4 separate regions of the Homo sapiens genome follow, and regions 2, 3 and 4 are each linked to region 1. Evidence: chromatin loops called from intact Hi-C (ENCODE). Cell type or tissue: PC-3. All regions are shown on one strand.

Region 1 (8,000 bases):
TTTTCTCTCCTGCTGCCATGTGAAGAAGGTACTCAGTTCCCCTTCATCTTCTGCCATAATTGTAAGTTTCCTAAGGGCTTCCCAGTCATGCAGAACTGTGAGTCAATTAAACCTCTTTCCTTTATAAATTACCCAGTCTTGGATATTTCTTTATAGCAGTGTGAAAACAGACTAACACAATACCAAAAACTACAGAATTGTGCAATTTAAATGAGTGAATTAAGTGGCATACACACTCTATCACAATAAAACCATTTGAAGAAAAGAGAGATGGGTACTCCTTTTCTTCCCCCTTATTCCTTCAATTTTTGTAAACTACATAATGTACACTGTTAATCATTTGTTCATTTACTGAGCAAATATCTTACCACTGAATGTCACTGAACTTAAATACAAGTAGGAACAGACATGGTAAGTGGCTATTAAATAACTCTTCCTATGTCATTATCCAGGTGTGGCTTGTTTGTGGTTTTTTTTTTTTTTTTTGGAGATGGAGTCTTGCTCTGTCACCCAGGCTGGGAGTGCAATGGTACAATCTCGGCTCACTGCAACCTCTGCCTCCCAGGTTCAAGAGATTATCCTGCCTCAGCTTCCTGAGTAGCTGGGTTTACAGGTGTCTGCCACCATGCCTGGCTAATTTTTGTATCATTATCCATGTTTTTAAAAGTTATGCATCTCAAGGTTCATTAAATATGAGTGAATAAATGGAAAAGGAATTATGTACATGGATTACATAACTCTGACATTTACATTTGTATTTAGATCTTTATTGAAGAGGGGAAATGTAGTGTACTCTGTTAAATAACTTGTGCCTTTATATTGCAGTTTTATAGCACTTACACATTCCCGATGTATGAAATATTTGGAAATCTACTAAATACTGCTTTGTTCTTGGTTTATGCCACATGTACAAAACTTTCAGTTGTAGTGATCATGGTATCATATTGTCACATTCTCCCAAAAAAATGTTTACTGTGCCATTCTATCTTTGTCTCTTTTCCCCCATTTTCCAGATATATTGGTAAGGAAGCCAGAAGTATGTTGCTTCAGAATATGTATTTTCATTTTTTTCTTCTCTTATGTTAGGAATGTAGACACCAGAAAAAATTCTTAGCTTCCTCAAAGGTTACTGTGACTACATTAGCACTGTTTTTCTCTTAGAGTCTAAGACTTAGGCTAGTGGTTATCTAAATTTAGTTCCCAGGATCAGCAGTAAAAGCATCACCCCAAAGCTTGGATAAAATGCAAATTACAGAACTCCACCCCAGATCAACGGAATCAGAAACTCTGAGTCTGGGCCCCAGCAATCTGTTTCACAAGCCTTTCAAAGGTCATCTAATGGTTTGAGAAACAATGTCTTGGATCACTAGTTTTCAAAGTCATTTTGTGGTAGAACTCACCTGAGAACCTGTTTAAAAATTCAGGCTCATCCTGATTCAATAGGTTGTGCCTGAGCATTAGAAATTTGTGCTTTTAGAAGAGCTCTGGTTGCTTCTAACTTAGGTAACTGGGGCAGGATGAGTGACTGCATGGTCAGTCTCTCTGCTGCATCAGCATTTACAAGAAATCCAACAATGACACAGCATGGGTGAAGGGATAGCTTTCATTGGAGACTGGGGTACATTCAAAAGCCAAGGTCAATGAGAGAAGAGAAACCACTGTTTCTGTCCATCCTCATCCTTCAGAGAGGTGTGCAGAGGACAGCATGGCTGGACACACCATGAGGGTCTAGGCTGGACACCCGGCCACCTGATTGCTCTCCTTTGTGTATAGGACAAGCATGTGGGCAACCTTATCAGTGAAATGACACACAAACTTCTTGGCTGTCTGGTCACCTGGAACTGGTCAGCAGCCATTTATAGCTGCTGGGCACCTAGAGACTCTGGAACCCAAGGGGTTGTTACAGGCCCTCCTGTCATGGGCAGCTGAGTTTGCATGCAGCTCCCTGCTAGAGGGTAGCGGAAGAAGTCCCCTGGTTCCAGGTGGCCCAGGGTCAATGCAATCTAGAGAGGGCAGTCAGAGTCATGTTAAAAACTTAGCTCACTGCACCTCAGCCATATGCAGACCATGCTTTCAGAAGTGTCTTCACAGACTATTACATAATCTCTAATCTTTTGGATTTCTTTGATAGGCTTTTTTTTTTCCATCTGCTGTCCTGGAAAAAAAAAATTATGGAAGGTCCTATTTTAGTCAGTAGGTCTGCTATAAGAAAATACTGTAGCCTGGGTGGCTTGTAAACAAAAGACATTTATTGCTCACAGTTCTGGAGGCTGGAAGTCCAAGATCGAGACTTGGCAGATTCAGTGTTTGGTGAGTACCTACTTCCTGGTTCATTGACAGCACCTTCTTGCTGTGTCCTCACATGGTGGAAGGGGCAAGGGAACTCTCTGGGATCTCTTATATGAGGGCACTAATCCCATTCATGAGGGCCCCACCCTTATACCTAATCAACCCTCAAAGGCCTCACCTCTTGAAACCATCATACTGGGAATAAGGATTTCAACACAGAAATTTTAGAAGACATAAACATTCAGACTATAACAGTGCTTTATTTCTGAGACTCTATTTCCTTTCTAATCCTTAACCCATGCCCCACTTCCCACTTCATGCTACATGGTTCTAGAAGTTCACATTATTAGAGTCTGAAATGAAGCACTCACATATGGCTATTAGTTTGATTTTTTTTTTCCATTTCTGGGTCAATGAAGGCCTTTTTGTGGGTCCATAAAGATATAGTCAAGAAGGTATATGAGGTACACTTCCTTCTTGCATGTTATAAATGAGGGTGGGTTGATCCCTTCCAAAGCCTCTACATGGAAATGATTTAGAAAATGACAGGCGTGGCTGTTGAGTATTTGCCTTTATAAGCCAGAGGGCACTGAATGCAAATTGAAAAAGCATAAATTGATTAAAGTAGAGCTAGTATTTCTAGAGGAATTTTAAAGGTGTTTCCCTACGAGGTCTTCATGCAGTGCAAATAGGTGCTCCAATGTTTGCTCCCAACCAATATTAATTCACAACCAAACAGGAAGCAGTGCAAGCACAAACTTTTGTTGCTTGGCAGGATTTGTCTCCATCTCAACAGTAAGTGGAACCTGGAGTCTTATTTCAAGTTGTTGTATACCTTATAGAATCTGTTGCATATCTAGAAAATATTGATACAAGTGTCTGAATATTCATTTGGCAAGCTATTGAGTTTTATTATAGAGTGTGGGCTTCATTATCCTCAACATTTTGTTGTATTTGTAAAGCTAGATTTTATAGAATGCTCTTTAAATTATTATAGAGAGAGGTACCTGAAAAGATGAACCTTCTCAATAATGGGGGGCAAGATTCTAATGCTCAGAAGAGTCAAACCAAGTCACAAGTACCCTTAAAAGACTGAGTTTTAAATGAGGTTCAGGAGGCATGCTATACATTAAATTCATCGAGTCTGTATCTTGAAATAAATTGCAGAAGAGGATTGGGAGGGTAAGTTAAACACTTTAAAAGTGGCCTCGACACATGAAGTATTTTTGTGATGTATGTTGAGTGAGGAAAGAACAAGCTACCCAGCACAAAGGCTTGGGTGCTCAGAATGAAGGCTGGAGTCAGGAAAGAAGAAGCCACCCAGCACAAAGGCTTGGGTGCTCAGAATGAAGGCTGGAGGGCATAGAGGAAGCCTTGTGTTGACACAGTTGTAAAAAGGCAACAGAGCACTAGCACCAGGCCATTAGATGCCTGCTTCTCAGGCTGCTTTTTGTTGAAAGTGCACATTACACACCCTTGCATGGATCCAGTGAATTAAGACATTGAGAAACAATTGAAAAGAGTCAATAAAATGAAGGCTTTCCCTGAGTTTATGGAATCTCTCAACTCTTAAGAACTCATTCTCCCTACTTTAATTGAACAGGAAAAGTCATTTTTGAATACGAATGTCAACAGAGGAGACAGAAAGTAACAAGCATTATTTTTCTGTTTGAAGTGAATAGTCTATTTGGCAACAATATTTCCACCTTGGTTCTTCCAAGAGGACAGGGGCCAAGGTATCAGGCATAGAGTTAAGCTCCTAAATCCTGTGAGGTGCTACAAAGTGAACCATTTGCCAAGGAATTTCCTCTTATCTAACTCAAGAAAAGCCCCAGTGCCTGTCCAAAGAGAAGGACTGGGGTGCTTCTGACACACCCACAGGGTGACCAAGTATGTGTGGTCAGGTATCACTCAAGGGTCTTTACCTAGAAAGGAAGAATTTAGCTGCATTCAGGATGATTCAGGATTTTTTGGTTTGGTGAAAATTAATAATAATGATAAATATATAAACTCCAGAAATCTAAGATATTATTTCACTAACTGAATACCTTTAAAAAATACTAAAAATAACAATCTAATGTTCAATAGTAAAAGTTAAATATCCATATTTGAATAAAGGACAAGAACAGTTGTTAATAGATATTACCACAAACAAAAAAGTTCATTTTTATACTATAGAAAATGTATGTTTAAACATTAGGTCAAGAAGGCTAGTATTGAATTTTTAACAGGGCAGTTCATAGATTGGTCTTTTTTATTGTCGGACAGTGCCACCTGCAGGAACAACTCAGGTTCTTCACTTCAGAGTGAAGGTTTTCAGCAATCTAATTTTCTTGTGTTCAGTTTGGTTATTTTTTAAGGTAATAGGCAGGTGAGAAGTCTGTTAGGCTATTTCATGTTGAAATCATATTACATTTGCAACACTTATTCAGGTGACACGTAATGTGCAAAAATAAATCTTTAGTTTCTTCTTAAGAAAATACTAAACCACATTATTAAAAATTCCTCCAAGGAAACTGTGACATTAGTGCAAAACTTACAATTATATGTATATACAAAACTTACAATGATATGTATATATAACACTTATATGTATATATAATCCATTTTACCTGGTTTTGGGTCTCATAAGAATAATAAATAATTTCTATTTCAGGAACTCTACAATGAATATGTAGACCGATTTATTGATTCATTTGTTTCTATTTTATTGTTAAATTGATTTAATCTTATCACAAATGAACATACCATTTTTACCCTCTTAACCATCTTTAAGTATACAGTTCAGGCCAGATGTGGTGGCTCACGCCTGTAATCCCAGCCTTTGGGAGGTGGAGGCGGGCAGATCACAAGGTCAGGAAATTGAGACCATCCTGGCCAACACTGTGAAACCCCGCCTCTACCAAAAATACAAAAAATTAGCGAGACTCTGTCTCAAAAAAAAAAAGTATACAGTTCAGTATTTAGCATATTCATATTGTTGTAAATCCAATTTCTACAACTTTTTCATCTTGCAAAAATGAAACTGTGTACCCGTTAAACAATTCCAAATTTCCCCTGCCCCACACCCTAGTAGCCCCCTAGGGTGCCACTTTCTGTTTCTAGGAGTTTGCCCACTCGAGATACCACATATAAATAAAATTATACAGTGTATGCCTTTTAAAAAATTGACAATATAAACTTTGAAAATCACTCAAGGTATTTATTCTTGCAGATACTGAAATGGATCCTGGAGGAAGGTATTTATTATGGATCAACACATGTGAAAAGGAGGAGATGGAAATAGGATGAGGTACAGGGAAAAGATGAGCTGCAATGCAGCCTTGAACCACAGGAGCTAGGGAGCAAATGTCTGTTAGTGTTGTCCTATGCTGGATTCAAATGACTGGGCTTTACATCCCTACATGATGCCTTCTTTGGAAGTGGGTCACCCAGGGAAACACGTGTCTCTCTGCAGCCAAAGGAACCCGAAAGGATCTGCCGCCTAACCATATACCTGCGGCTGGCCAGCAAGACCATCTTTTTTTGTGACGGAGTCTTGCTCTGTCACCCAGGCTGGAGTGCAGTGGTGCGATCTCGGCTAACTGCAACCTCTGCCTCCCAGGTTCAAGCGATTCTCCTGCCTCAGCCTCCTATGTAGCTGGGATTACAGGCATGCACCACCACGCCTGGTTAATTTTTGTATTTTTAGAAGAGACGGGGTTTCACCATGTTGGTCAGGCTAGTCTCAAACTCCTAACCTCGTGATCCACCTGCCTGGGCCTCCCAAAGTGCTGGGATTACAGGCGTAAGCCACAGCGTCCGGCCTAGACCATCCTTGAAGGATGATCTGGGTGGCATGTCATGAGTCCGCCACACTCCATCCGAGGCACCCATCTCTGTTTGGGGAACACTTCTCTTCAGGATCCCAGCAGGCTTCTCCTTCTAGGGGAAAGCTCAGTACAAACAGGTTAAGAGAAAAACCTGAAGCCCCAGTGCAACATCTCATCTCAGGATCACAACAGACATTCATCTCCTGTCTCCTCTCAAAATGCTTCTAGATCCCATACCCTTGGCTACCATTTCTGCTGGTCGTGACTTGAAGCAACAGAAGTCCTCACTCCTGGGGGTCACTGAGCTCAGGCACTATGTTCTTTGAAATCCAGGGTCGTTGTCCCTGTTCATTTTGGTCACAGTAAATCCTGAGGTGACACCCTTCTTCCTCCCTGCTCCATTGTGTAACAGCATCATGATCTCTTCTAATAATGAAGGTCAAGATGGCAACACTTCTACTTGCGTATTGGAAACAATGAGCCTGAAGTGCCCAAGCAGCCTCTGTTGCTTATAAAATTAACAGGGTTCTTTCCTATCCCCTGGCAAATATATGCTGCCTTTGGGGGACTAGTAGTACCTCTAATTCTGCAGAACTAAGAGTTGCAAGGACAGGAAGCACAAGGTCCCTCAGTGGGTCACTGGGAACAATGGTGAGTGGGGACCTTTCTACTTTTATCTCTTCGCTTCATGACCCATGTAATCTTCTCACTGGAGACGTGGTGCCATATTCAATCTTTGAATGTATAGACCACACACTGAAGGAGAGCATCCTACCTTCACAGGCAGCCTGACAACTGTCTAGTCAGTCATTCATTTATCTTGTCCTTTGACACTTGTGTATTGTCCAGTCTTTATCTGATACGTAGCCAGTGTTTAGCTTCTTATTCCTGAGCTCGCCTGCTCTCAGATTCCTGCCCTGATATTGTTTTCCATTTTTGCTCACAGAGTCAGGGTCACTGTGTGAAGTTGTGCAATTGTGCACTGCCCAATACCAGGGGTGTGCTTTGTGCAGGATTCCTCTGTATGAACAGTTCCTCTAGGAGTGACGCCATTCTTACTGGTTGCAGTATGATGACGCCATCCCCAGTGAACAATATTTCTAAGTCAATAACAGTAGTTCAGAGATGCCTTTTCATATTGAGAAGCTGGTGTTTGGAGAGAGACAAATGAATCTTATTAGTGATTTTTATCAGGACAAATCATTATCTAATATTTGGCTACTGGAAATGCAACACAACTTATATATTATATTTGCATATAACTAAAGAAACTCTATCACCTTTCATTATCACTACCCCTATTGCCATCAATAAAGAAATCAATATGCCACTAGTGTAAAACAGAGATTTTTTCTGAGGGTACATTCTGTGGGAGTGATAAGCATGTATTCTAACAGAAAAGATGGAAAGCTGCCTCTTTTAAGTTTTATAGTTTTCATTTCCTATGCTTTTTATCTCTGATGGTCTGTAAACGTCATAAAACCTTTTAAGAAATTTGAAATATCAAGGTGTGTTCCCTGAGAAAGATGTAATTATGGATGTGCACATATAGTTTCCGAGTGTTTACAGCCTCCCTAATGTCTATCCATAGGTTCTGGGAGATTCCATGGGTCCTGGAATTTGGTAGCCAGGGTGATATATAACAGACACCGAATTTGGAGTCAGAAGGCTTGGTGATAATCTTGTTCTACAATTTACTAACTGCATGACCTTCTGCAAGGCAATTCTGTGTACCATTGCCAGTTGTAGTGTGACTATAATTATTTTTATAATGATATCTTACACAGTGTTTTTGAGCATCAGATGGGAAGACAAACTGGAAAACCTCTGGCCAAAGCTGGATACATTTTTTTTTAAGTGGGATTAATAAACATGTTGTTCACCTGGTACTTATCAGTA
Region 2 (8,000 bases), 240 kb before region 1:
ACTTGAGTGCTGACAGATTCCTTCATATTTGAATATCTTCCAAGCCCCAAACAATCTCCACTCTGCACCACCTCACAGCATATGTGCTTATCCCACATTTTTCAAAGACAGAATTATTTTAAGACACTGATTTGCCGTCACCGCATCCCTTTTATTTATCTCCTCACCTGTGCATTTTCTTTGCCTTTGTTTCTTGAATTAAAATGTAAAAGGCAACCAACTACCAACTGAGTAGATGATGTGAAGGAGGAAGTGTCAGAAATGTTAGGTTACTCCTGAATTAGAGTAATTCCTTAAGAGATGCTGTGATAAGCAGAATCTGGAAAGTCCAACCCCACAATTCCTTGCCCTGATGTTCGGAAATATGAATATAAGATTTCACACCGTACTTATTTCCTCCTGTGATGGTGAATATTGAGTGTCAACTTGATTGGACTGAAGGATGCAAAGTATTGTTCCTGGGTGTGTCTGTGAGGATGTTGCGAAAGGAGATTAACATTTGAGTCGGTGGACTGGGAAAGGCAGATCCACCCTCAATCTGGGTGGGCACCAACTAATCAGCTGCCAGCACGGCCAGAATAAAAGCAGGCAGAAGAACGTGGAAATACTAGACTGGTTTAGTCTTCTGGCCTACATCTTTCTCCTGTGTGGGATGCTTCCTGCCCTTGAACATCAGACTCCAAGTTCTTCAGCTTTGGGACCCGGACTGGCTTCCTTGATCCTCAGCTTGCAGACGGCCTACTGAGGGGCCTCACCTTGTGATCTGTGAGTCAATACTCCTTAATAAATTCCCCTTTATATATACATCTATCCTATTAGTTCTGCCCCTCTAAAGAACCCTGACTAATACACTTTCCAGGGCAAAAGGGTTAATCTGAAGATGTAAATAAGGTTACCATTCATTTGATTTTGAGTTAGTAAAAAGGAAGATTATCCTAGTGGGTCTAAACCTGTTGCACGAGACCTTTAAAAACACGATGTTTTCTCTGGCTGATAAGAGAAGGGGAAGTCAGAAATATTAGAAGCAGGAGAAGGAGTCCATGCATCCTTGATGGCTTTGGAGATAGAGAGGTGGTAAGCAAGGACAAATGAGAGATCTGAGACTGGCCCCTGGTCAAACAGCAATAAAACAAAGACCTCCACCCTACAATTGCAAGAAACTAAAATCTTCCAACCACAGATTCTTCTCCAGAGTCCTGAAAAGAGCCTGGTTGTCTGTCATCCTGACTTTGGCCACATGAGACCTTAAGCAGAGAATTCAGCAATGTCTTACTGGATTTCTGTCCTACAGAAGTGTTTTAAGTCTTCACGTGTATGCTAATTTGTTACACAGAAATAGAAAAGTAATACTGATGCCTTCTACGACAACTTAGGATCTGCTATTTTGAGATTATTTGGGGCTATAAATGTCCATTTAGGGACTGATTCACTATACTTTCTCTCAGGGTAGCAAGTCAAACTGCTTCTGCCCGCTAAATACTTTTGAAATCCACCCCTCTCCTATTTTCAGCCTAGTGACTTTCATTTGAACTTCTGTTTAAGAGTCCTCATCTCCTTCTCCTGATCTCCAACCTCCCCACCCTTCCACATATTCTTTGAGCTCTTTCTTCCACTGTACGGCTAGATTCATCCCCCAAAAACACAGCTGAGACCATGTTATTCTGCTAACCAAAAGCTACAAATGACTCACCAGTATCTACTTCATGAAGTAAAAACCTTCCTGTTGGAATTCAAGTTCTCTAAGGCTTTCTCCAGTCTCTCCCTCTAGCGTTACTTCCCTTCTCTTGACATCACACACTGTTTTTTCCGTCAAACTGATTGCATTTGCCCTTTTTACAGCATGTTCTCACCTGTGCCTCTGCACGGGTATGTTTCTGGTATACATGCCAAGATGTGAGTCAATCTTCACAGCTTAGTTAGATGTTACCGACCATCTGAGGCCCTCTTGCACGGTATGAGTGTCTTTTTCTACTTTAAATTTCAATGGTGCAAGGATATGGCCCTTGGAAGTCTGTGTCTCCTGATTGAGCTAGTAAAACACATCTTTTGTAGCCCTTATGAGCTTCTACAAGATTACATCTGATTTATATTCATCATTGTATTCCTTAAAGCACTTGTTTCAATGTTTTATGCTTTGTGGATTTCCAAAAATGATGAATTTGTTCAAGCAGTAAAGAATAGCTAATGATACATATGTTCCTCAAAATACATAAACCATGTACATTTAAGTAAAAACATGCTAGATAACAAAAAAACGCACAAGATGATCTGAGTTGTTGTTGTTATGGTTGTTGTTTGTTCATTTGCTCATTTTTAGAAGAAAGGAGAAAAGAATAAAGGAAGATTGGACCCATGTGGTATAGAAATATCAAATACTAAATATGGATACTTCCTGTTAGTGGGAAGACACAAAATATAAAATACAGTCCACCCTTGAACAACACAAGTTTGAACTTCACAGGTCCACTCATACATGGATTTTCTTCTGCCTCTGCTACCCCTGAGACAGCAAGACCAAGCCCTGCTCTTCCTCCTCCTCCTCAGCCTCAACAGGAAGATGATGAGGATGAAGACCTTTCTGATGATCCACTTCCACTGAATGAATAGTAAATACATGTTCTCTTCCTTATAATTTTCTTAATGATATTTTTTCTCTACCTTATTTTATTGAAAAAATAAGTATATAATACATATAACATACAAAACATTGACTATGGTATTCATAAGGCTTCAAGTTAACAACAGGCTATTAGTAGTTAATTCTTTGGGGAGTCAAAAGTTACATGCAGATTTTTGACTATGTGGAGAGTTGGTACCTCTAATTCTCATGTTGTTCAAGGGTTAACTGTATCTTATTTTTATGTTGCACATATTTCATAATTAAGTCTTTCTTCTTATTTTACATATTAAGCCTATTTCTTTTAGCAATCCTAAGACTAATTTAATGACCTCTAAGTCAAAATGACTGGCTGACATTTTCTCTGCTGTTATTCTCAAACTTCCAAAAATGTGTTGTTCATTGCCACAGGCATCCTTTGCTCTTTAATTTCCAATCCAGTTTAGGCAAACAGTAGGGGTCAGATGTGAAACAAAGTTGATGAACATAGAGTGAATTCAAACTCCAAACTGTAAGAATCTTTGTTTGGAAAGGGCTTTCTTTGCTTCTGCTTAAAAAGAGATATTATATAATTCCATGGTCTTGAATTTATTAGGCAGGATCTAACCTTCCGTGTAGATAATTACAGAAGACAGTAAAAACAATTGGCATTTAAAATAAAACTGTTGAGGCCAGGCATTGGTGGCTCACACCAGTAATCCCAGCACTTTGGGAGGCCGAGGCAGGCGGATCACCTGAGGTCAGGAGTTCGAGATCAGTCTGGCCAAGGTGGTGAAACCCCATCTCCACTAAAAATACAAAAACTAGTCGGGCGTGGTGGCACGTGCCTGTAATCCCAGCTACTTGAGAGGTCGAGGCAGGAGAATCGCTTGAACCCGGGAGGTGCAGGTTGCAGTGAGCCGAGATTGTGTCACTGTACTTCAGCCTGGGCAACAGAGCGAGACCCGTCTCAAAAAGAAAATAATAAATAAATAAATAAATAAATAAATAAATAAATAAATAAATAAAATAAAACTTGAAAAAGTAGTTGTTTGAGATGTGGTTTCACATTCATAAAATCAAAATATTTTTCTTAATGTCTATAAAAATATTTACTCTGTCCTTTCAGAAGCATTTTATATCTTTTATTTTTAAACTTATTTTCAACAAAATAAAGTCATAATATAAGTAACTAGTAAAAATGGTATGTAAAAATGGAAAAATTTCATAGGAATGGGCTAATTATACTTTATTATTTGTGAATAAAATTATAAAAATGACATGTATTTTATTGAATGTTTAAACTGTTTCCTTGTATTATAATATAGTAGAGTGGGAGGATACCAAATACTATAATAGAAGAAACATTACTAATCATTTATCCAATCTCTTCATTTTACAGAAGAATAAACAAAATTCAGTGAAATATGGGGTTATTGTGCAAATTGTGTTCTCTGCATCTTAGATTTGAATCACCAAACTCTGTTACATATATGCAAATATGCTGATGGAATCACAACACATTTAAGTTAAATGATTTACAATTATTCAAATTAAATAATTATTTTAATTCTTTAAACAATTATTTATTGTCTGGTTTAATATTGTAGATTAAAAAAATAAACCTTTCCTCCCTTCCAGATGCCCATTTAAAAAATTAAATAAATAGAAAGGAACTGTCATGGTAAGGAAATGTAGAAGGTCAACTCTCAACAACAGATTTTAATAAGTTTCTGGAAGGGATATTAATGTAAGAAACTGAACAATGCAAACCACCTTCCAGGATGTGTGTCCATTATCCAGTCATCACTCAGACTAACACCACGAGAGAAAGAAGGACAGTGGGTGGGTGAAAGGAGCTGGGTGATTATTAGATTTCCAGTTTAGCTTCTCTACCTGCCTTGTTCATGCCTGCAAAGAAAACAAAATAAAACAAAGAGACAAAAACAGAGGGCTTTTCTCCCTAAAAGCCATACAACAATCTAGAGAAAACTGGTAAGCGGACAAGTTTTGTTGTCCCAAAATAAAGGATACCTTTAATCCAACATTTGGGAAATACGAAGTGACCTAAACAGTGGCATGATAACTGAAGGAGACTAGAAAGCCACCAGGGGGACTTTAACTCTGATAAGGCTCTCTTTCTGGGCATGCTGCATTAGAACCATGGAGGATGTACTCTGAAGCATGAAGCTTTGTAGGTCTCTGTAGCTATGGTGGTATGAATGGCAGAGCTGATGGTCGGCACAGTGTTTGAAGCCTGCAGGACGCTCAGGGGCCCGTGAAAATGCGTGGATTTATTTAAAATCAGAAGAAAAAACCCACAACTTTAGAGTCAATAAAATGTTCTAATTGTTTTTTTCACATCAGTAAATACGACATTTTTAGGATGAATGAAATACATGATGGTGGGAGGCACTCAGCAGGGCAAGGGGCCGGGGTCCCAGCTAAGTCAGGCCATGCTCTGAGGAACGGTGCTCTTTTCCTTCTGCTTTTCCACATTTCAGAATCAAGTCATAGAAAAAGATTTAATGATATTTCCAGAAACAAATTTAAGTTTCATAAACAATGCAATATATATGATACATAATTATATAATACATATCTATATAATAGATAATAGATATATTATCTGTTACAATCATATATTATATATTGTATATTATCTATTACACAATTGTATATTATATATTAAAACTGACTATATGTTATATAATAAAATACATAACATATATGATTACATATGTTTATATATAATTATTGTAATGCATAGCTATGGTATGATTATATAATAATTGATATCATGAATATATTATATAGGATTATTATATATTATATTAATATGGATTATATTATTTATATGTGTGACAGATTATATATAATATTTACATATATATTCATTATATATAATTATGAAATATGATAGATAATATTTATCATATATTCAAGGGAGAAAAGATCAAAGGGAAAAAGTGATGTGAGGAAGGAAGCATATAATATTTATCATACATTATATTACATCTGATATATTATGTTATATATCATAATTATATATAATGAAATGCATAATATATACTATAATGTAACATAATTATATATCATATAATATATATTTATCATGTTATATATGATTATATATTGTATATTATATTGTTCTATAATATATAATATACAAATTATATACTGTATATTATATAATCATATAATGTATATAATATATGACATATATAATATACACAATATATATCATATATAAAATATGACAAATATTGTTATACTATCTATGAAGCAATATATATTACAATATATATCATGTATAATATTATATATTATATTATATCATAATCACATGTAATTAATATATATAATTAATATTTTATATTATATATTAATTATAATATATAAGCATATAATGTATACAATATAATTATATATATAAAATATATAATACTATAATTCTATTAAATATGTTAATGTAATGAACACATTCAATATAAATATATATATGGTGAAGAGGTTGAAGGTGAGATAAGATCTGGCAAAATCATAAGGGTGCTAAAATTCACCTTAGTGGACAATCAAAAAATTTTTCAAATGTAAACATATATTATTTTGAGTTCAAAAGTTAATCAGTAAAGCTTAATAAGTACCTTTAGAATACTGCAATAGACAAAACAATCCCCCTCTAAATATGTCCTTGTTCGAATCCCCCCAACATTGTGACTATATTAGCTTACATGGCAAAAGGGACTTTGAAGGTGTCTTAAGTCAAGGATTTTGAGGTGGAACTATCATCCCATGGGTCCCTATGAGAGAGAGAGGAGGTTTAGGGGGAAAAAGTGACATAAGGAAGGAAGCTTAGTTTGCAGTGGTGCATTTTGAAGGTAGAGGAAGGGGCCAGGAACAAAGGAATGCAGTTGTCATCTAGAAGCTGAAAAAGGGACGGAAAGAGACTTTCCTTTAGAACCTTCAGAAGGAATGCAGCTTTGACAACTGCATTTAGCCCAGTGAGATTCATTCCAAACTTCAGAACAGTAGAACAATAAGATAATACATTTGTGTTGATTTAAGCCACTAAGTATATGGTTATTTGTTATAGCAGGAATGGAAAACTAATAAAAATATATGCATGAATTAATGAATGGCTGAATAAATGAATGTGTGGATGCATACATAGAGCTGATTATGAAGGGTGTGTCCATAAACAAGGACTAGTACCACCAAGTTGCCAGGTTTCTGTAATGATGTGTTTTATACATCTATTGTTTTGTTCAATTGATAACTTGCTTCTTGCCCTCTTTTTCTGCATGTTAATGTACTTTAATCATCACCGTGTATAAGTGTACCTCACCTTATTATGCTTTGCTTTACTGTGCTTCACAGACACTGCCTTTTATCTATATTGAAGGATTGTGGCAACCCTGCATCCAGCAAGTCTATAGGTACCATTTTTCCAACAGCATGGGCTCACTTTGTGTCTCTGTGTCATATTTAGGTAATTCCTGCAATATTTCAAACTTTTTCATTATTATTCTATCTACTATGGTGATCTGTGATAAATGATCTTTTATGTTACTATTATAATTGTTTTGGGGCACCATGAACCATGTTCATATATGATGGCAAACTTAATCAATAAATGTTGTGTGTGTTCTGACTGATCCACCTACCAGCTGTTACCCTATCTCTCTTTCTCCTCAGTCTTCCCTATTCCCTGAGACACAACAATGTTGAAGCCAGGCCAGTTAATAACCCTGTAATGGCCTCTGAGTGTTCAAGTGAAAAAGAAGAGTCTCATGTTTCTCACTTTAAAAAAAAAGCTAGACATGATTAAGCTTAGTGACTAAGGCACATTGAAAGCCAAGATAGGCCAAAAGCTAGGCCTCTTGAGAAACACAGTTATCCAAGTTGTTAATGCAAATAAAAAGTTATTGAAGGAATTTAAAAGTGTGACTCCAGTGAACACATGAATGATAAGAAAGTGAAACAGCCTTATTGCTGAAATGAAAATAGTTCAAGAGGTAAGGATAGAAGATCAAACCCATACAACATTCCCTTAAACCAAGCCTAGTCCAGGGCAAAGTTCTAATTTTCTCCAATTCCATGAAGGCTGAGAGAGGTGAGGAAACTGCAGAAGAAAAGTTTGAAGCTAGAATATGTGGGTTCATGAGGTTTAAAAAAAGAAGCTGTCTCTACAACATAAACGTGCAAAGTGCAGCAGCAGGTGCTGATGAGAAGCTGCAGCACATTAGCCAGAAGACCTAGCTAAAATCACTCATGAAGGTGGCTACACTAAACAAAAGATTTTCAGTGTAGGAGAAACAGCCTTCTATTGGAAGAAGATGCACCTAGGACTTTTGCAGCTACAGAGAAGTCAATGTGTGGCTTCAAAGTTTCAAAGGACAGG
Region 3 (8,000 bases), 180 kb before region 1:
ATGGCTGACATAAACCCCTTCTTTTTGTCTCTGTCTCTATTTCTCTCTCTCCTTACACACACATACACAAGCGTATCTTTTTCTTTCTCTGCCTTTGCATGTGTGCATAGCTGCATCTTCTCTCTCTGTCTGCTTCTCCCTCACTTTCTCTTGCACTGTTTCCTTGTTATTTTTTTTTACTGTTTTACTCTCCTCAGCAAATCCTTGTAATTCTCATCACAGTTCTTCACTGAAGCTGTCTGCTCTGTATGCTTCACTGTCTCCCTATTTTTTTTTCTCTAATTCCCTTCTACGTGGTTGAATGCCTGGACTCTGAAGGTCTGTCCTGGTCTGCTCTCTCCCAGTAAAGCAGTACACCCTCACAGCATGGCCCCATACAGCCCAGGTTCTCCTGGCCATCCAGGGGTAGTTTGGCCCTCCCTGAGGTCTGCTTCCAGGCCTTGCCTGGGCTAGGCAGACTGAGCCCTTCCCAGCTGGGTTCCAGAACAAAGACTCAAGGTACACCCAAATATGAATTCAGGATCAGCCAGAGCCTTCCAGGATAAAATTCTGGGAAATTTGGGAAAGACAACAGGTAAACCTCACAGGACTAAAACACGTCAATTGGCATGGCTGCTTAGTACAGCACTTCAAAATTCCAGGCTCACTGCAAACTACAGCTCTCCAGGCTTTAAGCTGTGCCTTGATCATTGTCAAGTGCATTTCAATAAATTTTATTTCATTCTTTAAAATACTTGACGATGATGATATAAAAGGAAAGCTGACAGTTCTAAAACATGCATTTTATAAATGTATATGTATAGTGATAAACGGCCTGTCACACAGATGATCCTCATTTCTCTACACATACCCTCTGCAGAATCGATTTAGGTGTAATCTAAACAACTTTGCACTTCTGGTTTTCAAAGGGATATGCAGCAGAAGTAATAGTCAGTCACTAGTGTGACCCTCCCTGATAAAGATCATCCTTCCTACTGTGCCAATGGGTTTTTATTTCAATTCACGGAGACACTGTTGTAAAGAAATACATGAATTAATTTGTCATTAGAATTTATTTCTGGGTGTAAAATGCCTTAGCTCTGCTTCAACAGAAACAAACCCTGAGAACAGACACTAGAATGGTCTGCCTTTTGAAATAGTGCAATTGCCCCTGTGGTGTTATGACCTAAGAAAGGAGAGACATTCTTGGGATCTTTACTTTTGATTCATTGTGTAGCAATGAAATATAGAATAGGAGTCTGTAGAAACCATCTGATGAGGTTACTTCTCAGTTGGAAGCCCCAAACACATTTACAATAACTCAGTGGAGTGAAAGTCTTTCACTCCTCAGTGGATGACTTCATTGTGGCTGGACACTTAGAATTCCAAAAGAAGAAAATAATTGGTATATTTGCTTGCAAGACCACGAGTGAGATACACATATCCCATAACATTCTTCTGTAAACCTCAAATATACATAATAAATTTTTAAAGGCCACTAGGCAGGGACAATAGTTTTTAGCACATGGATACAAGATTTTACCTAAAGACATTTCTTGAAAACAAACTTTATGTGACAAATTGCATAGTAAGGCTATAATTATTTTGGGAGAAAAATACACAACCAGGAAATTGGATAAGTAAAAATAATATATTTATAAATTGGTGTTGGCCTTCATACCCACCCACCCTGCTGGTGAGGGTAAATGAGATGTGAACTCTGCCACAGTCATTAAAGTAATGACTTTTCTTTTTTTGTCAGGGGGGAGGGGGTTGCGGAATTTCACTCCTGTTGCCCAGGCTGGAGTGCAATGGCGTGATCTCGGCTCACTGCAACCTCTGTCTCCTGGGTTCAAGTGATTCTCCTGCCTCAACCTCCCAAGTAGCTGGGATGATAGGCATGTGCAACCATACCCGGCTGATTTTATACTTTTAGTAGAGATGGGGTTTCACTAAGTTGGTCAGGCTGGTCTCGAACTCTTGACTTCAGGTTATCCACCCACCTTGGCCTCCCAAAGTACTGGGATTACAGGCATGAGCCACCACACCCAGCCTTATCTTTCAATAACTGATGATTCCACATGTATTCTAGGTTTGTACATAGTCTATATTTAGCCTGAGTTTGTTCCTATTAGAGAGATAATTATTTCAATTCAAGGTTCAATGAAATGCCCTTGCTGAACTCAAATAATTCAGAAGACCTTTCAATGACTTGAGAGGTCCTCAGTATCAGGTTGTATATTTTGTTCTTTCCAGGAAGAAAATCATATTGTCTATTTGGATCATATTGGACAGCTGAACCCATCAAACGTTACCAGAATGGTGGAGTCCAGGAAGAAAATAGAAGACGACAAGAAAACTACACGTGTAAGTCCATTTCCAAGCAGATATGTGTGTGCAGGAGTAATGTTCTACAATGAAGGGAGAGGAGTAGGAGTGCTAAGTAAACCCAATACTAAACCTTTGCTATATGAGCTTTTATGTGCTGGAATTTCTCAAAGGTCCTTCCTTGACCTCCTGTCTTCTCACTGTATACTCTACCTAAGCAATTTAATTATACCCATGACATCAATAACTCAATTGTCATCTGTATTAGTCAGTGTTCTCCAGAGAAACAGAACCAACTTGAGTATTAGAATACATATATATATACACATATTATATATATACATATTATATATATACACATATTATATATACATATTATATATATACACATATTATATATACATATTATATATATACACATATTATATATATACATATTATATATATTATATATATACATATTATATATACATATTATATATATACATATTATATATACATATTATATATATACATATTATATATACATATTATATATATACATATTATATATACATATTATATATACATATTATATATACATATTATATATACATATTATATATATACATATTATATATACATATTATATATATACATATTATATATATATACACACACACACATCTCTCATTTTATCTGTTTTTCTCCATCTTCACCAACACCACCGTTACGCAAGCTATCATCGTCTCTACTCTGGGTAACTGTGACAGTCTTCTAACTGCTCTTATGCTCTCCAGTGTGAGCTCTCAAGGAATGGCCAAGGTTCTCAGTGTATCTTTAAAAAATCGTGCAAGATAGCCCTTCCTTCCTTTTCTCTCCTGATGCATCATGTGTTATGTCTCTATCCTGCAATGCCCAGAACCCCACCCTCATCCTTTAAGTTCTAACTGCAGTAACATTCTCTCAGTCCCTCAACCATCCATGCACCTTCCACTCAAGAGTGCTACCTGGACAACTGACGTCATCCTCGCCCCAAGCCCCATTCCCATTGGCCTGATTGCCAAACATCAATCCAGCAGAGAAACCTTTTCTGAACCCCAACACCTAGCAGGTCGTCTCACAGAATGTGATGTGTTTTAAAGGCATATTTTTGTGATAGTTTGATTATTACTGGAGTCCCCCACTAGCTTGCAGGCTCACTAAGGACAGGGTCTTTGTTGTTCAGTTTCATTAAAACAGCAAGTACTTAAAAAATATTTAATGAGTTTTAAACATATTTTTATTTGTTTTAATCTCATTTTTAAAAAATTCCATTGCAAGTTCTTACCAGGCAGAGTATCTTTTGATTCTGACATTGTTCATTTACTCTTTTGTCACCATCTCTGTGAATAAAATTGAACATGGATTTGATATAACTGGGCACTTCCTCTGTTTTTATAATTTAAATGAAAAATCCTTTCATTCAAATAAACACAGGCCTTCAATTAACTAATAGTTTTTGCTAACCCCTGCTGCTGCATTTTTCTCAGTAATTCTTAAGTGAGAATCATGGTAACTTCACCAATCCCTTTATGTTAAAAGCAAGGATGTTCTTATGACTAGTAAGAGGTTGGTGCAAAAGTAATTGAGGTCTGAAAGTAATGGCAAAAACCACAATTATTTTTGCACCAGTTTAATAAAAAGCAATTTATTAAATGGCCATAACAATATATGCCAAAATTGTCATTTAAAGATGTAGTGTTATATATTGAAACATAACTTGGATATTTTCCAGATTCAGTTTCAAAAACAACAAAAATAAAATATAACTGTCCCATGAACCCATTTTCATCTTTCCAACTCTTGCCCTCTACAGATTCAATCACATGGCTTAAATATTGACCTCTAAACTAGTCAGCCACTTTATCAGATTCACCTTTACAACTTAGGCAATAACTAGTCTTCAAAATAAATATAAAGAAAAGAAAATAAAAGAAAGTTTCCAATGATGTTCTTAGAGCAACTAAGTCTTCTCATTCTGTCTGCACAGGTCTTTTCTCCAAGTTCAGCAGCATTTGTGTTGTAGAACAGGCACAACTGTTTTGAATTGCCACAACCACTCACTTCCATCGAACTTGGCAGAGTGGAGCATATTCATAGAGAAAAAACATAGGTATCTGGTTCTGATTAGTGGTGCAGTTTTAGAATACATCTGCCATCATATATGCACACACAAGGCATGGGTAAAAGCAGTTGGACACTAAGACACAATAATTATATCTAGGGCTAACTTCTCTACAATGGAAATTCTGTATAACCAAGAGTTCTTCCAAAAATGTACGCAGGCACACACATCAATACACTGTACAAATTCTTCAGATTTAACCTGGATACAATAAAACTTGAAGATGACCGACAGAATTGTGTATTCCTTTGTTATTTAAATATCTGAACATCTAATATTTCTTGGTCAGTTTCAGGTAAAAAGCTACACTAATAATGTGGTTTAAATATGACATAATAATCTGAGAAAAAACTGTGGCATATTTTAATAAAACTTTCTATTGACAATGCTAATCCGTGTAACACTGAAGTGTTCCTCCCCAAAAATTCAGGATCTTTTATTGCTGAAGAGTTAATCATTACAGGGGAAAATCATGACACCCAGTGGCCAAAGACTTTCAATGCTGCATAAATTCTTGTGTCCTCTGTTCTTTATCACACTCATAAATTAATTTATTGATAAACTAAATCATTTATGTATTAAAATATGTATTACTAAAATAGGTAATGTGTTCATGAATGCTTTTGCATTTTTACATGTAGGCATGAAAATTATTTCTGAAATTGGAAAACTGCAGATGCTAATGTGGTTTGTGTGGATATGTGGCATCTGCCTCAACATAACCATATGAATATATTTCTTAAACACATATACTCATTTACAAAGAATCTCCTATTCTGGCCGGGTGCAATGGCTCATGCCTGTAATCCCAGCACTTTGGGAGGCCGAGGCGGGCGGACCACGAGGTCAGGAGATTGAGACCATCCTGGCTAACATGGTGAAACCCTGTCTCTACTAAAAATACAAAAATATTAGCCGGGCGTGGTGGCGGGCGCCTGTAGTCCCAGGTACTCAGGCAGCTGAGGCAGGAGAATGGTGTGAACCTGGGAGGCAGAGCTTGCAGTGAGCCGAGATCGCGCCACTGCACTCCAGCCTGGGCGACAGAGCGAGATGCCGTCTCAAAAAAACTAAAACAAAGAATCTCCGATTCTATACTCATGATTAGAACACATTCTGTGCTAGCCCACTTTTTTTCCTTTTGAAAAAACCCTCAAAGGAAAATAAAATGAATCATTTTACTTGTTGAGCTAATAATGGACATGGATCTTATTTATGTCTACATATTAAGCAGGACATTGCATGATAAGAAGGAGGTCTTTATGACGGGTAAGTTTATTTATACCTGTGCTGCTTCCCTTTCATTGGCCAATTTTACTTATTTCCCTCCTCGATTTAATTACTATTATAAACCTGGGAAGCTATACAGTAGTAGTGGTGAAAGATAAGTTCAGATTCCAACCTTGTCACATAATTAATTTGTAACTTTCAGCAAGTTCTTTCAGCTCCTGAAATTCAAGTATCTTTATGTGAAATGAGATTATTCTTTATTTGAAATAAAAAAAATTCCTACCTACTCCCTTTGTTGTGAAGATTATCTACCCTATGCATATACATTTATATATCCGTAAAGTGGCTAGCACAGGGCTTGAAGGTTTTTGTTTGTTTGTTTGTTTTGACACAAGGTCTCACTCTGCCATCCAGGCTGGAGTGCAGTAGCATGGTCATAGCTCACTGCAGCTTCTACTTCCTGGGCCCAAGCGACATTCCTGCCTTAGCCTGCCAAGAAGCTGGGACCAAAGGTGTGTGCATCCACCCGCAGCTTATAATACTTTTTTTGTAGTGAAGGGGTCTCACTAGGTTGTCCAGGCTGGTCTCAAACTCCTAGCTTCAAGCAGTCCTTCAATATGTTGATAACCGCTTATTTGCAATCCAACCAAAAATGCCTCAGACCTAAATACTATTACAACTCTTTGGACATTGGCTCCTTGTGGTTATAAAGTGTCTCCTTCCAAAGCTCAAATCTTCTCTCAGGAGGTTTGATTCTTGAGACTAACATTCATCCCAGGGCCCAAGGATCTCTCAGACCACCGCAAAAATCTTATGCTAAACGTGGACATTCCATCCACTAAACATCAGTTGTAGTCCTTTCTTCGAATGGTAGGTTTCTGTCACATTTGGGCAACCCGGTTAGGACTTATAGCAAAACCTCTTTATGGGGCACTGCAAGGATCGGGGGGGAGCTCTTAAATTGGAGCCTTGAAATGGACAGTGTTCTAAAAACCCTCAAACGAGCCCGCGCCCTGGCCTTGCCAGATCTTACAAAGCATCTTTACTTGTTCATAGTTGAGAGAAGGGATACAGCCCTTGGAGTCCTCACTCAGCCACTGGGACCCTCCCAGTGGCCAGCTAGTTACTTGTCAAAAAAAAGGCATGGGGATGGCTGCCATGCCTCTGAGTGCTAGTGTGTGTGGCTCTCCTGGCTGTGGAGGCCTCCGAGCTAACTCTGGGCCAAGGAATAACTGTCTACACCCCACATCAAGTAATGAATGTCCTAAACTCAAAGGCCTTTCACTGGATCTCACAGAGCCATATAAGCAAATTTCCAACACTCTTTCTACAGGTACCAGAATTGAGTATTAGGCTCTGCCAACCCTTAATCCTGGCATGCTGTTACCAAACCCAAATGTGGAGGGACCACTTAAACATTCTTGCTTGGAAACCATAGATCTAACCTGTAATGTTAGACCAGACCTCCAGGATACTCCCCTTATAGATTCAGAGGCCACACGGTACACAGATGGCAGTAGCTTTATGATAGGTGGAACCCAACTGTCAGGGTATGCTACTGTTAACCTAACTGAAATCACGGAATCTGGACCTCTGCCCCTTAGCCCAAAAGGCTGAGCTCATTGCTCTTACCTGTGCCTTACAATTAGGGGCAGGCATGAGGCTTAATATTTACACAGACTCAGCCTATGTCTTTCATGCAGTGCATGCCCATGCAGCCATTTGGCAGGAAAGAGGACTTTTAATGGCCTGAAATACTTCAATTAAACGTGTTCCTGAAATCATGGCCCTGTTGGAGGCAGTTATGCTTCCTCCACAGGTCACTATCATTCACTGCAAAGCCCATCAGAGAAGCAATGATGAAATCTCTATCAGGAACACCTGGGATGACAAATAAGTAAAAGTGGCTGCCAGGTCACCCTTTCAAGCTGTCTTCGTTCCTAGCGTAACTTCCCTGTCTCCACACTATACACAGGGGGAAGCCCAAAAAGCTCTAGAAAGAGATTTCTCCCATACCTCAAAGGGTTGGCTAAAAAGTCCTAATGGCAAACTCTTGCTCCCAGGAGCCTCACAAAGGAAGTTTCTAAATAGCGTGCACCAATCGACTCATCTGGGGGCTAAGGCCATCCAAGATCTAATAAAGTCACTGTTCACCAGCACGGGGATAGCCCAAGCTCTATGGGCCATCTCACAGGCATGTCCCACCTGCTGCCAAATAAACCCAGAGGGAGCACACAAACCTCCCCAAATCCTTCAACCCATTCTAAGATGAGGAACCCTACCAGGAGAAGACTGGCAAATATATTTTACACACATGCAT
Region 4 (8,000 bases), 370 kb before region 1:
GTTAGGTTGAGATGGCTTGAGAGCATAACAAATGAGAACATCAAAAGTGTCAGAAGTGCAGATAGAAAGACAACAGAGTTTCTATTTTAATCCAGGAACAGACTGCATTTTATCAGCTACTCTTGGTTTTTACCAAATAGCATAGTTAAAATGCTATATATGTAAAGTGAATTTGCAACACATTACTTATGCAGTTGACCCTATCTCACTTTTTAAGGATTCATGTCCTACTGTATTCCTAGACACCCCAGCCTCAAATATTTGAAGATCAGCAATCCCTTTGGTATCACTTCTGGTTTTTTTTCTAAAGCAAAATTTAAGAAAAATACATTTACTGGTTCTTACTTTAAACACATGGTCCTTAAAACATTTCTATCTGAATCTCTGTCTATCTGCATATCCTGGTATCCATATATCAAAAGTCTGCAATCATGTCCTCTAGACTGGTTACATTTGAGGTGAACTTTGGGTATGTCATTTCAATGCCTTTTCCCCCAAGTACTTTAAATTTTGTAGAATTGAATAATTTTTCTATACACAATAAAGTCATTTCTATAATTTAGTTAATGAGTTCTATGATGTTAGATATTTTGCTTGGCTTACTTTTTTTAGTTACAAATTTTTATGTAGGTAATATCTGCATTTAAATCTTGGCTTTTTTTTTTTATTGTGTAGGGCCAAATTCTCTGAAATAGAATTGCTAAGTCCAAACCAAATATTTGTTTGCACTTGAGGCATATCTTCATGCTGTCTTCCAGAAATGTGCAGCCTCCGAGAATGCCTTCTTCACTGCTGTTCTGTTGGTGTCATTTTAGAGCTGTTGATCTAGACCTCTCTCCTAAAATAATAATGCTGTTGGAATCAAAAGACAAAATATAGAAATTATAGGTCTCTTTCATTTTCTGTTTATACAAAGATGGGTTGATGACATCATTTGGCAATGGAGATCTGGGGAAAAAAAACCAGATAAATAGGTGCAAGCATGATGCTTTTAGATACTCTTCAGTGAGTATCTATAAAAGTTCTTCCCTGAATGGAAATTTGTCTCCAAAATAGGGTTCCTGTGTCTCTTCCTCTATCACGTTGCAACCTTTCCAAGGACTATTTTTGCTTAAACAATATATTCAAACATCGGAGACCATACTGTTAGAATCATAATTATTTAAAATGTACATATACTGGACTAACCAGTTATATATGCACTGTCTTTTTTATGTGTCATAAAACCAAAGTCCCATACATTCATAAAGTAGTGTACCCTATGCTGAAGCCCCTGTATTGTTAAATATACATATTGAAGCCCAAAAGGCTCAAAGAATTGACATCATACTTTAATATCACAGACTAACGTGGCTCTTCATGGAACCGGAGATATCAGTGGATTGAGTAGTTTCCACCACCACAAAACCTCATATGTCTTCATATCTGGACTTGGTGTCTGATACTTAAACCAGCTAAAAATTCTGCAAGATTTAACAAACAGCTTCCAAAGTGTTTTTTTTTTAATCCGTGATGTTTGCTAACTCATTCTAATCACCTTGAAGGTATGTACTTTACTCAGTGGAATCTCAAATGAGGTGCTAGGAGGTGGCTTGTGATCTGAACACTTTAGGAAGAGCTAACTTAATCACGAAAGTTTCTAAGTTTTTCTTTTTCAGCCCAACTTTTCTTTCATCCTGTCTTGTTTAAAAGATTTCACTTTCTTTAGACTGATGAGGATGGTGATTCAAGCCAAGAAAGTGTGGGTGGGAATTCAAAGCCTTGCTTTGTAACTAGAATGCAAATGCTATTCTAACATAATTTGAACCTGATTGAGCTGCCCAAATTTCAACCATCCTGGAGCAAAACACAGGAAATCTGTACCACAGCCAGAAAGATTCCCTGAATTCCAAACGGAAACAGAGCATTTCTCCATTTCTTGGAGTTGTACTGGGCCCAAATGTGTAGCCTAGAAAATAATGGTTAAATGTTGTTTTTGGACCAACTGTTGAGTTAGTTTTAAAGTTTCTACCAGAAAAAAAATAAAGAGAAAATTACCTACACATAAAAAGTTCCAAAATCAAATTGTCTTTTTGGCTTAACATTTTCTTCACATTATTTTACTGAAGTTTGTATTAACTTTTTCTTGAAATGAAATGTTCTATGGCTTTTGTTCCAAAAACTGTGAGTTTCCTTTCATTTACCCTGCTGTCACAGCATCCAAGAAAGAACATGTTACCATGATTGCAGCCCAGAAAGAACTGGTCCCTTAACTTTTGATAAGAACAAGAACAAAATAATAGACATCACTTTCCTATTTCTTCTTGAGTACTGGACACAATTCTGATTTTTTTTTTTTTAACTCAACCTTCATTTTTGGCTTCAATAACTTGAATTTGTAGTATAAAATATACTAGAATGGCTATAATCATAAAAGATAGAACATAATAAGTGTTGATGTGGATGTAGACAAATTGGAACCTTCACACATTGCTAATGGGAAGGACAAATGGTGCAGCCACTTTGGAAAATAGTTTGGCAGTTTCTTACAAAGTTAAAGACAAATGTACCAAGTGCTCCAGCAATTCAACTCCTACGTAGCTACCCTGGAGAAATAAAACATATGACTTGCACATAAATGTTCATAGCAGCATTATTGCTAAGAGCCAAACAAATGGAAACAACCCAAATGACCATCAGTTGACGCATGGATGAACAATATGTGGTATACCTATACAATGAAATACTGTGGAAGTTTGAGTCCAGGCAAAAGACAAACCATGCAGTGGGATTAAATAGGGAGAGTTTAATGTGAAGAATTATGAAGAGTTATAAAAGAGTAACTATAAGACATGCATGCATAGACTCGCCGGGCGTGGTGGCTCACGCCTGTAATCCCAGCACTTTGGGAGGCCGAGGCGGGCGGATCACGAGGTCAGGAGAGCGAGACCATCCTGGCTAACACAGTGAAACCCCACCTCTACTGAAAAATACAAAAAATTAGCAGGGCATGGTGGCGGACGCCTGTAGTCCCAGCTACTCGGGAGGCTGAGGCAGGAGAATGGGATGAACCCGGGAGGTGGAGTGGAGACTGCGCCACTGCACTCCAGCCTGGGCGACAGAGCGAGACTCCGTCTCAAACAAACAAAAAAAAAGAGTGGAGATGTTTGGAGATTTGGCCAGGCCAGAGTTGGTCTTGAGTTGCTGGGCAGACTGTGGGCCACATTCTAGAGTGCAGGTGAGAGGGCAGGTGATCGGCAACCACTGTGTTAGGGAGTCTGTGCATTGGAGTGGACAGAAGGTTCAAAGGGACACAGCCATGTGGGAAGTTTGAAGAAGGACAACAGCTTGATGTGTCAGACTCGGAAGGGAACTCTGGTTTCTCAGCTGAGAAAGCTGGGGAAATAATATTGCCAGGCTTAGGTGTCAGAGTTGCTGAAAGGCTGCAACCTGGGCCTATGGCTGGAAGAGGTGCCACCAGATGTCATAACCGCACTTCCGATCTCGCCCCCTGAGCCGAAAATTGCAGCCTTTCTTTTGCACTATCTCTCCAGCACCCTCTGCTGGGGAAGCTTAACGTGGTGCTCACGTTAAAGGAGCAGAGCTTCAATGGATCCCCTTGTTTATCTGAAAATATATTAAGGGGTGCATGGGGAGCTGATATCAATGTGTTATCAACACATTGATAACAGAAAAATTCTATCCAGCAATTTATAAAAAAGGAAAAAAGTATTGGCACCTCCTACAACATGGATGAAACCAAAGCATGATCCTGAGCAAAAGAAGCCGGTCACATAAAACCACATCCTGTAGGATCCGATTTATGCAAAATGTCCAGAATAAGCAAATGCATGAAGGCAGAGAGGAGACGAGTGTTTGCCAGGGGCTGGAGGGGAAAGAATATGGTGTGAGTAATAAAGGGTGCAGGGTTTCTTTTTGGCGTGATGAAAACACTTCAAAAGTAGATTACGGTGAAGGTTGCACAACTCTGTACATACACTGAAAAAACATTGAAATGTACTCTTCAAAGGGGTAAATTTGATGGTATATAAATTACATCTTGATAAAGCTACTGGACGAATTCACTATGTAAAAGTTTTTATTTTTAAATATTTATTTTTAGTTTTGCAGATTTGAGGGTACAAGTGCAATTTTGTTACATTGATATATTGTGTGGTGGTAAAGTCTGGGCTTTTACTGTAACCATCATCCAAATAGTGTACATTGTACCAAATAGGTAGAATTTCATCCTTTAACCCTTTTCCTACCCTCCCTTTGGAGTCTCCAACGTCTATTATTTCATTTTGTATGTCCGTGTGCACCATTATTTAGCTCCCACTTGTGAGAACGTGCAGCATTTGACTTTTTTGAGTCATTTCACTTGGGAAAATGGCCTCCAATTCCATCCCTGTTGCTGCAAAATATATAATTCCATTCATTTTTATGGCTGAGCAGTATTCCATGGTGTCTGTGTACTACATTTTCTTTATCCAATCATCTGTTAAAGGGCAGGTAGGTTGATTCTGTGACTTTGCTATTGTGAATAGTGCTGCAATAAACATATGAGTGCAGATGTCTTTTTATATAATGATTTATTTTGGGTAGATACCCAGTAGTGGGATTGCTGGGTCAAATGGTAGTTTTATTGTTAGCTCTTTGAGAAATCTCCATACTATTTTCCATACAGGTTGTATTAATTTACATTCCCACCACTAGTGTATAAGTGTTCCCTTTTCTCTGCACCCACACCAACATCTGCTGTTTCTTTACTTTTTAATAATAGCCATTCTGACTGGTGTAAGATGGTATTTCATTGTAGTTTTAATTTGCACTTCTCTGATGATTAGTGATGCTGAGCCTTTTGAAAAAAAAAAAAACTTTTTATGAGACGCCACTGTGTTTGAATTGACCATGTTGTGTTGCTCTTAACCCAAAGAAGAGAGGAGTTGGTAGCATCGAGAAAAATCATTTAGTTAGTGTTCAGAATTTTGTGTCAGCTAGACTTGGATAATTATAATAGTTTTAGAAGTCATGATGACTCTACATTTATTTGCTTGCAATGTGACTAAATTCTAATTTTATTTCTGTTCTTTTTTTTTTTTTTTTTTTTTTTTTGCTGTTACCTCTTTTTAATAGTTAGATATTTATATGGTACAAATCTCCGGACTCAACATATTAATTTCCATTAAGTCATCTTTCCTATTCTGGATCTTTTCTCCCTAGCTTAATAGTACACACTGAAAATAGGAGAAATCTAAATCTGTAACTCGTTTTGAGAGTGTTCCTGAAGTAAAAGGGTTGGCACGTGGAGTGACAACAGTAAAAGGCCAGTCTCCTGCCTTTTATCCATCCTTTTTCACTTAGGTGTGAGCTTAATCTTTCCAACATATCCTATTTACAGGCAGAAGAAAGGCTTTACATTGACTGACAACTGCAAAGGGCCATGTTAGACTAGGAGAAGGGAGGTTCGCTGTAATTAATAAAAACTGACCCACAGGAGTGACTGTTTGGTCCAATTCCATCCTGCAACAAACCCAAATCCAATCAGATGCACATGTTCTGGTGTGTGCAGTCTAAATTTTGCAGCAGTGTGACCTGATATGCAGATAAAGAGGACAGGGACAGATAGACCATGCATCACACCTGCTATATATTATTGGATTCTTATATTTATCAATATTAAACCTCTGTTTTGCCACACAAAATTGAATGTGATGTGTTTCTAATTCCCATAATAGATTTCTTCATTTCCATTTTGCAGGAGTAGCTTATTAAGGCTGGCTAGGCTGCCCGTAACCATGTGAAGTACTTCTGTTTGGTCTTTTAATCACTGCAGACATGGGATGCTGATTTTGTGAATAAAGAGCACAAAATGAATGGGGGTAAGATGTTAATGGGTCAAAAATCCATTTCCCTATTATGAACCAAGGTGAGAGGAGAATTACTAGCATGGCACTTCATTTAGAAGGCCATCTGCTGTGCATTGTGCCTGGGAAAGAAGGATGTTGCTGAAGTCACCAGGTCTGTCCTGGGTCAGAACTCATGTCCAGAGGTCACCTCTTGGAGCACAGTAGACTCATTTTATTTCCACTCTCTCCTCTGCCTCTGCAGCCAGCAAAACATCTTATTCTTTGAAATTCGCCAAGAGAAGGGAGAAAATAAAGAGACTTGGATCCATAGTCATCCTTCCATTTCTAAGCTGAAGAAGAATAGGGAGGGTTTTGTCTATGTCTTGGGCAATTAGATTAGCAACCTTGGAATGTGAGCATGGAATCTTTGTTCAGAGGGCTAAAATTCAGACATAGAGTAAGAAAAACTGAGATTTGAGAAAGACTTGTAGAAAGATTGTCCTGATGCAAAGAAGATGATATGAGAAGATACCTGGAAACTCAGATACACAGGGTGCAAAGCTTATGACTCAAGTAAAAGACAAATACCCTGCTGGCCTGACTAGGCTTTAGAAAAACAGAGGGATGCTCATTATCGATTAAGAACAAACCCAGAGTAGACTGAGAAGGAAGCAGACATATAACTTACCTGTTATTTTAGCACCAGAAAATCAGGACTCATGAAAAGTGGAGAGGTCTTTCCCTTTTCTTTTCTTTCCAAGTCTACCTAAATAGACTATGCAAACGCTGCTCTCTCAGTGCCTCTTGCCCATCCAGTAAACACTTCATGTGGATGTAGTGCTGGGCCCTTTTTGGTTACTGTGACATCTACTCCACATATATATTTGTTATTTAACACAGGCCTTCTAAAGATACAACTTCTTTACCCAGTTGCTTGACTTGGGGTGGAAACATCATGTACAAGACGGACCGTGGAAAAGATATTTTGAAGCAGATGGACCTCTTTAAAAGACTAATTTTAGATAGATTCAGAAAAATGCAAATATGTCATTTCATTTGACCATAGTATTAGCATCATATTTAACATTTCAGTCTGGACCATCTGGGGCTGATTCTTATCTTTAGAAATTTTATGGGAGCTATTTTGGCTCTGCTTGGGAAAGTTTTGGTTGAGTTACTAGCAGTATGAGAATCTAGTCCTGTTGCTGAAATAGAAAGATGATTTTTTTAAATCTCTTTTAGACAAAAGTTGCTTTAGGAAGAAGAATTTGGGAACTTAGAATATATTTAAGAGATGAAGAACATTTCAGCTACCAATTTAAAGCTCAAATAACAATCACTTGTATACGAGTAAGACCTCCTATTTCCTTTGGATTAGAAGACCCTCAATTCTCCCACACGGTTGATGTTGGTGTGCTATTCCTTGCTGCAGACATCTTTGGATGAATTTACTCTGTTTCTGGAGAAAGTTCTGGGTAAGGATTCACGTGATATGGTAAGACAGTGGAGGAAAACAGTCTTTCTCCTCCCTATGTCTGTGTAAACACCTTCCTTTTCAGTCTCAAATGCTCTGTGCAGGCTGCTAAAAGATGTTGTGCGTCATTCATTTTAGAAACACAATTTATTTTAGAATGTGCACAAATGCTGTTATACATCCACATAAGCCTTCTCAGGAAAAAATAACACCCCAAATGTTTCAACCTTAGCATCTTCCTTCTTTAATTTTTTTAAAATGTCCCTTCTTTGTTCTTGCCCATATGAGTACATATTTTTTTTAAATGGTTCAATTATAGTAAAACTTGTAGTACAAACTATTTTGAGGACGGAATTATTTTACTTGATTTGCCCTTGTACAGGACTGAAAATTTTACTCAAATAATTTTGTTAGATCTATCAAATCTAATAATATTCATTTAATACTCCCTAAAAAGATTATTTAACTCAAACATCAGGAAAAAAAACGAATTTGTATTCTGTCTTAAAAACAGAAACCGTTTTAAGGTTATAGTAAGCATTTCAAATTTAATACAAAAGTCTGAGTAATGCTTTCGTGGACGAATATACATTATACATTCCATTTAAAATTATTTTCTTGTCACATAGTAGTGTGTCCATTTTCAATTATTCCATTAATTCAAGGTGCTACTGCTGTCTGTAGAAATTCAAGTTGGC

Evidence for each region. A loop is a pair of places that touch in the nucleus more often than their neighbours do. Peaks named below come from ENCODE experiments on the same cell type or tissue, not always from the same donor. Only the 100,000 strongest peaks of a DNase experiment are listed, where the experiment ranks them.
Region 2: it touches region 1 in a loop (21-fold over the local background); 2 of 110 quality-filtered maps call a loop at or near these places.
Region 3: it touches region 1 in a loop (10-fold over the local background); 3 of 110 quality-filtered maps call a loop at or near these places.
Region 4: a loop joins it to region 1, with 6 times the contacts of the local background. A loop is called at or near these places in 12 of 110 quality-filtered maps.

What each region holds. Positions count from the first base shown.
Region 1 is chrX:7,993,176-8,001,175 of GRCh38, reverse strand. All of the region lies in intron 1 of LOC107985675 (a long non-coding RNA gene), which reads right to left. Among named protein-coding and RNA genes, the nearest start is that of PNPLA4, 70 kb to the right of the region's middle. In PC-3, a CTCF peak has its summit at 4,560 (motif pointing left); no DNase peak of the experiment used is centred here.
Region 2 is chrX:8,234,641-8,242,640 of GRCh38, reverse strand. All of the region lies in intron 2 of LOC107985675 (a long non-coding RNA gene), which reads right to left. Among named protein-coding and RNA genes, the nearest start is that of VCX2, 67 kb to the right of the region's middle. In PC-3, a CTCF peak has its summit at 4,684; no DNase peak of the experiment used is centred here.
Region 3 is chrX:8,176,784-8,184,783 of GRCh38, reverse strand. The region is part of intron 1 of LOC107985675 (a long non-coding RNA gene); the gene reads right to left. It overlaps LOC107985676 (a long non-coding RNA gene), which reads right to left. Exons shown (of 3, transcript XR_001755791.3): 3 at 3,546-3,671. Among named protein-coding and RNA genes, the nearest start is that of VCX2, 9.5 kb to the right of the region's middle. In PC-3, a CTCF peak has its summit at 4,912; no DNase peak of the experiment used is centred here.
Region 4 is chrX:8,360,455-8,368,454 of GRCh38, reverse strand. The region is part of intron 2 of LOC107985675 (a long non-coding RNA gene); the gene reads right to left. Among named protein-coding and RNA genes, the nearest start is that of VCX3B, 100 kb to the left of the region's middle. In PC-3, CTCF peaks have their summits at 3,333 and 3,534 (motif pointing left); no DNase peak of the experiment used is centred here.